Regions from separate parts of the Mus musculus genome. Here region 2 is linked to region 1. A link is a loop called in an ENCODE intact Hi-C map of the cell type or tissue named here. Cell type or tissue: heart. All regions are shown on one strand. Links, peaks and the distances in the headings refer to the core of each region. The heading gives the core; the rest is flanking DNA.

Region 1 (4,381 bases), core at 183-4,182:
TGGAATGCCTAGGGATAGGAGGGAGACCAGAGGTGTTGGAGGTATGGGGACATATGAAAACAATGTCACCTTTAGTGTCTTCTAAGTGCTTCAAGGGGAAGAGCTAAAACCCCAGGGGGACATCTTAGGAAGTAATGCTTGCTTTCTTTCCGCAGAGCAAATCTCTCCTTACCTTGCCGGGGTGGGCTTGTGACTGGGCCTGGCTAAGGAGAAAAGGCACCATTGCAGGCAGGGGCTTATTCTGGATCTTGTTTCCACGTTAGACAGGTGGCAGATAATCTTGGCTACAGAGAGGAACTCCTGAGTTCTGAGCCAAGCTGCTCCAAATAATTTCCTTTAGTTTTGCTTGTTTAACTTCTCCCTAGCTCAGAAATAGGAGGTAGATCAGTTACTGGGAAACAGTTAGGTGTGGTCACACGTGCTTAAGATCCCAGTAAGTAGGCAGTAGAGATAGGAAGATGGAGGCCAGCCTCAGCTACATAATGAGTTTGAGGCCAGCCTGGGCTACATGAGTCTCAAAACACAAAACAGACAAAATGAAGTCAATAGCATTAAGAACTTAGAGGGGGTGGGGTGGGGTGGGGTGGAAAGATGGCTCAGAGGTTAAGAGCACTGACTGCTCTTCCAGAGGTCCTGAGTTCAAATCCCAGCAACCACATGGTGGCTCACAACTATCTGTAATGAGATTGGATGCATTCTTCTACTGTGTGTCTGAAAATAGCTACAGTGTATCCATATAAATAAAAAAATAAAGTCTTTCAGAAGAAGAAGGAGGGGGGAGAAGGAGAGGGAGACAGAGACGGAGATGGAGACAAAGATGAAGAAGAAGAAGAGGAAAAAGAAGAAAAACGGACGGGATTACAGGAAGTTGGAAAAGATTTCTGGTCTTATTCACAGCTTTTCTTTCTTCCTGCACACAAGCTTCTGTGTCAGAGGGCAGGAACGAACAAAGAAGCACAGGTGTGATGTGACATATGGCGTTGGTTGCGAGTGTATGTTTGCTTGTTTGTTGGTGACACAATTTCATTTGCTGTGTAGTTATAGCTGGTCCAGTAGCCATCATGTAGCCCAGGCTGGCCTCAAACTCTTAACAGTCTTCCTGCCTCAGCCTTCTGACTGCTAGGAGGAGTACTCCATAATGCCTGGCTTAGCTGTGGGGGCCTTTTTGAAGCTTGATGAATAGGTTTGAAGCTATGATAATCCCGTTCTCCACTATAACCTGTGAGGTTACGTTAGCCTGCCTTTCATAAGCATATATATAAACAGGAGTGAGTGTGCCTGCCGAGGTGGGTGTGGGAATGTATCAGTCAATGAAGATATGTTGTGTGAGCCAGCTGATGGTGCATGTTAGTACTTGAAAGGCATAAGGTTCCATGCAAAAGCTATGGGTGATACTGTTGCACAATGCTGGCAGGTGGGTGGCACGGGGGTGTGGTTAACAGTTTATAGGCTATGTCTAAGTGGGTATGAATGTCTCAGTGCATACAGTCTAGGATGGAAATGTGTGACATAGTGTGCTACAGTGGGGAGGAAAAGCTCGTGGGCACTGGAATGGGTCTGACCTGCCCTTGAATCCTAGCTGTCATTAACCAGATTAACTTTGGGCAAGTCACTCAATCTTTTAAGTTCCCCAACCATGAAATAAGGACTAAGTAATGAGACTGCCAGGACAACTAGAAACAATATTGTAGATGCAAAAGTTTGGGTGTGCAACCAATACATAGGCAAGAAGCTGGTCTGTACCCTGTGGCCATGCCTTTGGTTGGGTACACAGGCAAGAGAGAGCAGTCTGTGATCTGTGTGTGAAAGGGTGTGGAGGCACTCTGAGCAATAGTCTGCCAGTGAACTCCCAGTTCAGACGGGGTCAGTAGGGCGAATGCCCACAGCTTCCTCAGGTTTCTGGGGCCTGGGTCTAATTCAGTCAGAGATCGAGAGACCTGGAGGAGCTGCAGGAAGCAGAAAGGCTTGCAGACACTTCCTTTATTTCCCCTCCACATAGCAACGGTTGAAGACCGCTGCCCACATCCACTCCCACCTCCACCCACACACAGTCCTGCTCTGCTCCTGTCAACAAGTAAGAAACAGCGCAGGAGGAAAGCCAAGAAGATAGAGGATTCCCCATAGCCTTCCCCATTCCGCCTTAAGACCCGAACGTGTAGCATCATCCCGCCGCGCCTTGTACTTGGGCCACCTTAAGAGCTGAGCAATGCTCTGGCCTTTCGCCAAGCCCCACCCCCGCTGGCTCGCGCTCCGCCCCTTTCTCCTCCTGCTCTGCTGGGGGAGAGAGCTGGGGAGCCCCAGTCTGGCCGGAGTTGGCTGGAGCTGTTGCCATGACAAGCATTTTCTTAAGACAGCTCTGCTGTTGAGACTGTCCTAGGCTGGGGGGTGGGGTGGGGGCACGAACTTCTTGGGGGTCCATCCCTCCGAAGACAGCGAGATCAGACACCCGCCCAGCTCCCTGCACCCATTTTCTCCCAGGGACGGTCCTTCGCGTGGAAAGGTTGGGGAAGAAGACCCAGCCCACTCCCCCCAGCTGAAAGGCCAGAGCGCAAAGCCAGCATCACTAGGTGGTTTGCCACACTGGGGAGAGCGGTGGGTGGCCACCCCACCCTACTCGGTCCATGGAAACACGGAGGGACGGTCCCGCTCGGAGACACCTGGATCTTTGCTAGAAAGAGAGGTAGGCTTGAAGAGAATGAATTGGCTCGGGGTTTGCAAACTTTGTTTCTTTCTTGCCTCTCAACGGCTTTTCAAAGATCCCGAATTTCCTCAAGCTAGCAAATTCTGGGAGGGGTGGAATGTCAGAATGGGAGAGAGAGGTGTGTGTGTGTGTGGAGGAAGATGGAGAGTGATTTCTTCAACATTATATTTCTTCCCTGGGTTCCGAAGAATTAATCAAACAAGTGATTTTTTTTTTTTTTGCGTTTTCCTCTGGATCGTGGGATTGGGGGGGGGGGCGGGAATGGAGGGAGTGCCTATTTCGCACCCAAATTAAGCTCTTGGAAGAAGTATTTATTCCAGCCGACCTCCCTCCCCGCTCCTGCCCTCCCCCTCCCCCTTGGCTTGGGAACCAGCCGCAGAATGGAAAACTGTTGCGGAAAAAAAATATTTTCCGCGTCTGTTCCCTTTCTCGAAAGCCCCAAAGAGAGATAGGGGAGCGAAACAGATCCAAATAAATCTTAAGCGGGAAGGAAGGCCTTGGGGGCCAGGGAGGGGGCACCCTGGGGCCATGGTGGAGATGGGCTAGGAGAAGTTGGAGGGTGGGAACCAGGAGTACACAAATTCAATTTCTTTGGCTTTGCATAGAAACCTCAGCAGTTTCTCTCTGAGGCTTACAAAACATCCTCAGACTTTGACGTCTATAATTAGCTGTGGAAAAAGCTGGGAGTTCCCTCGCACTGCTGTTGTTTGAGTGAGTGTAAGCGTCCAGAACCAACTGTATGAGTGTCTCTGAGGGCACCGCCCCACGCATCTCTGCGTCTATAGGGAATGCAGGAGAAGGGACTTGAAAAGTTTTCAGTTTCAAGCCCCAGGCTGTGGGGCTTGTTGGCTTGGGCCGCTGACCCTTGAGAGGGTCCTTGAACAGGTCCCATAAGAGGTTACCATTAAGGCTGAGATTGCCTCCCACCCTTTCCTCTCTCCCTGTCTTGGACCTGGGGGCCACTTGACATCTTTTCCCAAGATGAGTTGAACCCTGCTCTCTGGTCCACCCTAGAAAGAGTGCCTCCTTGCTTCTTTTCCAGCTGGGTGGAAGAGATGGAAGGACACCCCCCCCCCCATTCCCCGATAAATCCTGGGAGCAGAGACAGGCAGCCCTGGCTAGAGCCTCCTCCTTCCAGGGCACTCCTACAGGACTCACAATCCCCTCCAGACCCCGTGCCAGCATGTGCTGGCCAGGGAGGGTGGGTTCTGTGTCAGATGGAGAATCAGGCAGTCACTGTGATACCAAGAGGGGAGAGGGGACTGAAGGGAGGGAAAAGAAGTCCCTATTCTGCAGACCAACTATCTCCTCCTCCAGTTGGGGTGTCTGGCAGGGAGTCTTCAGATCCACCTGCTCTCCCCCCCCAGCTCCTCCTATTCCTGGTTCTTCCTAACTAGAGACCCTTTCCTGTAACCCCACCCCCACCCCCTTGCTCTGGGTCCTCCTTATCTGGAAGGGAGAAGACCAGGGTTGTTCCAGGCAGGGATCAGCATGGAAAGGGGCCTAGGGGAAAGGGGAGATTTCACAAGAGGGCCCTATGAATCAGGCAAGCTAGCTAAGCCAGCTACCTGTCTGGGTTATGAGAAAAAGCCTTGCAGAGACCCTGGGAAAGAGACAGAGGCTAGGAGAGTTTAAGGGTAACCAGGAAAGCCTCAAGAGTACGCCTTCATTTGGAGTGTT
Region 2 (4,381 bases), core at 81-4,080, 54 kb before region 1:
CCTGCATCAGCTCTCTGAGTGGTGGGATCACAGATGTGCACCCCCATGCCTAGCTTTGCCTCAGACTTGGATGCTGAACTCCAAGGTGCCTTCCCTCTTTCTGCCAGCCTTTGGACAGGACCGCAGTTCAGCTGGCTTCTGTCCAGCCTCCTTCCTTCTATCCCTTCCACGTGCAACTTCTGGAATAGGCCCCTGTCCCTAACATATCTCTGGAGAATCCAGGTCCTCAAAATGCTAACCTGGACTTAACCTTGGAAACAGACACTCTGCGTGGACTCTGCTGTCTATGACCAATAGACTCTACCAACTGGCCCAGCAGGCCCCTCAACGATACAGGTCTCCCTCTCAACTGTACAAGTTCCTGCCTCTTCTGACCCTCTGCCAAGGAACCCCCCACCCCCGCGTGCCAGCCCCCCAGAGATAGCAAGGAGGGTACAGTAGGCTTGGCCTCAGCATCCACAAGGAGGCAGCCAGCCTGAGGAAACAAGTCACTTCTCTTTGACCTTCCCTTCCAGCTTGGCTCACCTGGGACATTAACCATGTCACCCCTACACATTCCTTTTCAAAGCCACCCCTCCTCCCTTGCCCAGTCTCTCTCCACCATTTCTCTGCCCCAGGCAGGCCTGACACCAACTAAAGAACCCTACCCCCCAGTTTCTGGCTGGGACCAGAAAGGGCTGGGTAACCCTGGGCCTTCCCGGTAACCCACAGATCAAGGACTAAGTAGTAGCCTGGTTCTGCTTTGATGAGTTGACGCCACTTTTTCCAATCACGAGGGCAGGTAGAGGCCAAATTTTCATCTGGAAGAAAAGAGAAAACCAGGGTGGGGGGTGGGGGCTGGGGGTGGGGTTGGAGGATAAGGAGTGGTCCCAAAGGCCAGGATACCTCCTGCCATGTTTGGTTTGAACTGGTGGATGACTTAAGGAAGAGCAGATTTCAAAGCCATTTTTTCTTTAGAGAAAATCCATGCAGAAAGGAGAAGTGTCTTTAAAACAGGAACCAGGTTCACGACGGGGAGAGAGAGGTTGGGGAGAGTTATAAAGGAATCAACGTCCAGCAGCACCTGCCCCACCGCCAACGAATGCCCGCAGCAGCTCAACCCCCAAGTCCCATGACCCTGCCTGACCCAGGGTGGCAGTCCCTATGCCTTCTGCTCTTGCTGCGGCTGCCCACTGGGTCAGTGTTAGGTCTGTGACTGGAGGTCCCAGCAGGAGAGAACCTCCCATCGCTGTGACTCAGTAGACAGGGATCCCGGGCGTCCACAAGGGATTTACATGCATTTGCCTAAGTTATGCATCAGCACAGACTCATGCTCTATATTTAGTCATAAGGGAATACGTCATCCTTTTTCAAACTGAAATGGTATAGTCAGAGGTCTCCTCTTCAATTTTGATGCACCCATAGCTATAAGGAGGGAGATACAATAATCTGAACAATTGAACAAACCCTAGGGCATCCCAAAGAAACGTTCCCTCTCCCTTTCTCCCACTGGTGAAATTTCACAGCCAACAACTTTACCAGGTGAGAAAGAACCCGGGTGAGAGAGTTCTCAGGAATTAACCACTAAGCCTGCTGCGTTTGCTGTGAAAAGCAGGGTGGCCACAGGATACAGACGACAACTCGGCCGAGAAAATCAGGCTGCAAAAAATTAGCTTCTTCCCTTTCCTCTCTGGCCCCTTTATTTGCAGCTTGCAAGTTGCCTGCAGGTGGGCGATTCTGGATGCAGGGCACTTTGTAGGGTCAGGGGTCACTAATGAGTCATTCATCACCACAGGCCTTAAAGTGCTGATAACAACAGCAGTGTGATCAAGTCCTAACAGGGTAAGAAGGCAGAATCAGGTAGGGCACTGTGGGAACACAGAGAGGCAGAGTCTTACCCCAGAGAGTAGGTGTAGGGGCTGAGTATTTCCAGAAAAAAAAAAAAAAAAAGTAAAGGAACTCTTGAAGAATAAGGAGTGGGTGGTGCCCAGGGCTTTTAAGCAGGGGGAAAGGCATGAGCAAGGATGGAGGCTTGAAATAGCACATGGCAGAAACAAGCCTGGCCACCCAGGCGGCGCCGGCTACCAAGGAGAACCTCGAGCATCCACCTCGGGCTTGACATCATCCTCAAGCGGTTTTAAGCTAACAGAGGTTTGGTCCTTTTGAGCATGCTGTCTCTGATTCTTCTTCGTAGGGCTGGCTGGCTGGAAGCCAGCGAGGAGGCTGTTGCAAGCATCCAGAAAAGCGAAGCATGCAAGTCAGGACCAGGAGAAAGAAGAGAAGCAGAGCTCAAAAAAAAAAAAAAAAAAAAAAAAAAAAAAGCAAACAAACAAACCCTAGAAGGTGAATCGGGGTTGGACCAGCTGAGTGGGTGGGAACCAGAGACATGGGAGGGTCCGGGCTACCTCCGAGGTGCACGCTGATGTTTTGTTTTGTTTTTGTTGTGTTTTGTTTTGTTTTTCTGTCAGAGGACTGAAAGCCAGGGAGGAGGAGGCTACCAGGGAAACAGAGGGAAGGGCAGGTTTTGTTTTTTTTTTTTTTTTTAACAGCCAAATAGAGCTGTTAGGCGCCACTCAGGCTGAGAAGCGCCGGGATTGGTGGTTCCGCAGCTCCAGCTGCTTTCAAACGCAGGCAGCATCCTGCAGCCTCCAGAGGACTTAATTCAATTCAACAAATGCTATTGAGCACCTACTCCTAACAGGGGAAGGGAAGCGAGAGGTCCGACAATTATTGACTACTTAAACTGTGTTAGCAGAGTGTTAAGTGCATTTATAGGTCAGCTCATCTCCAGCCACAGTTGCCTCAAGAACGCGCCATTTACCTGCAGGGATCTGAGAGAGTGAGCGTCATTGTATCCTGGTGTGAAGGGTAGTGGCAGTTCGAAGGTTCCCTCTCTCTAAGGGGAGTTGTTGCACAACGAAATCAGAAGGTTGCAAGTGACTGGTGTACAATTATTTTTAAGCAACACTGGGAGTGCTTTGGCTTCCTTAACTAGAAAGCTCACAAGTCAGCCGATGCCAGGCTCAGCTCCAGCCAGCACTCTAGTGTGCTGACATTTCTCCCACTTGCTCATAAATGAGTAAGTCCTTCAGCTCCTTAACTAAAGCTCATCTTGGCTCCTAGAGAAGGCTGTGTGGATTGACGGCTTTGGAATCCCACAGCCTGGGTTCAAATCTCGGCTCCAGGAACCTTCTTGGGTGGGTGGTGTTAAAGCTCATTGCTTAACCCTTTCTTCTCCTGCTTGGTTTTCTTCATCCCTGGGTTGGAGTCAATCACTTGTCTCAGTCAAACACAGGAACCTTGGGATTCATTCTTGGAGGCCCAGGGGAAGTTCCTCACCTTGTAAAGTGGGGAGAGGAATCTCACATTCTCACCTTAGAACTTACTCTCTGGTGTTATGCAAACCTGGGAATGGGATGCAGGCCTCAGCCCCCCACGTCCCCTTCTGTGAAGTGGCTACAATAGTCAGCTCACTTCAGAGGGCCTCTGTGGTGAATAAACCAGAGCCTCCACACAATGTGTTTCTAACGGAGTCTAGCCCAAAGTCAGCATCCCAGCATGTCAACTATAATTCTATCTCTGCTCTTTTTAGAGTGAGCTTTCTTCTCTTCCGTAGTATAGCCCTTCCTCCGGGTAGAGAGAGATGGACAGAGGACTCCCTTGTTATAATATCCTTATAGCTTCCAGACCCCAGAAGACTGTTCTCTGTCCGTGAAAGTCTCAACTCTCCAAGCAGACTGGTCAGTTCTAGATAGGTAAGTGCTTGTCCCTGCAGCCCTTTCTGAAGTCAGAGGATGGAGAATTCTCACTAGCCAGCCTCATCTACAGTCCCACTCTGTGGGGATGGGGGCAAGACACCACAATTTATAGCTCTATTTGGGCCATAGAGAAGTTGGAGGATTCCTTAAAGAGGAGATGCCGCTGGGTATGATGGCACAGACCTGCAAATCCCAGCTACTCAGGAGACTGAGGCAGGGGATCCAGAATTCCAGGACAGCCTGGGACATATAGCAAGGCTCTGTCTCCAAGTGAGGCTGGGTTAGGGATGCTGTGAAGATGGAATAACACATGCTCACCACTCTGTTTGAAAACACAGAACAGGGAGTGAGGAAGGTAGAGCCTCCTCTCTGTGGAAATGTACATCGAAGAGAAGATGAGGACATCTACCTTGGCCAGCAGCTACAGTGGGAGCCTGTGAGTCACATCTGACTCGGGATTACTGCAACTGCTGTGAAGCTGGTCTGTGGGGCATGGTGAAGATCACACAGACCCATTCACCATGACCAGCTATGTTGGGGAGAAAAGGAGCTGCTGGCCCAACCGAAGAGGGTATGTGCTGGCTAGTTTTTATGTCAACCTGAGACAACATAGAGTCATTTGGGAAGAAAGAACTTTAGTTGAG

Evidence for each region. A loop is a pair of places that touch in the nucleus more often than their neighbours do. Peaks named below come from ENCODE experiments on the same cell type or tissue, not always from the same donor. Only the 100,000 strongest peaks of a DNase experiment are listed, where the experiment ranks them.
Region 2: it touches region 1 in a loop (2.9-fold over the local background); 2 of 42 quality-filtered maps call a loop at or near these places.

The regions. Positions count from the first base shown.
Region 1 is chr1:133,798,936-133,803,316 of GRCm38, reverse strand. It overlaps a transcript of Atp2b4 not described here. Among named protein-coding and RNA genes, the nearest start is that of Gm28441, 34 kb to the left of the region's middle. In heart, for the core only: no CTCF peak of the experiment used is centred there; DNase peaks (open chromatin) are centred at 2,236, 3,196, 3,426 and 3,861; H3K4me3 peaks cover 2,549 bases; H3K27ac peaks cover 2,850 bases.
Region 2 is chr1:133,853,127-133,857,507 of GRCm38, reverse strand. No RefSeq gene overlaps it. Among named protein-coding and RNA genes, the nearest start is that of Gm31515, 4.4 kb to the left of the region's middle. In heart, for the core only: no CTCF peak of the experiment used is centred there; no DNase peak of the experiment used is centred there; H3K4me3 peaks cover 989 bases; H3K27ac peaks cover 1,982 bases; H3K27me3 peaks cover 337 bases.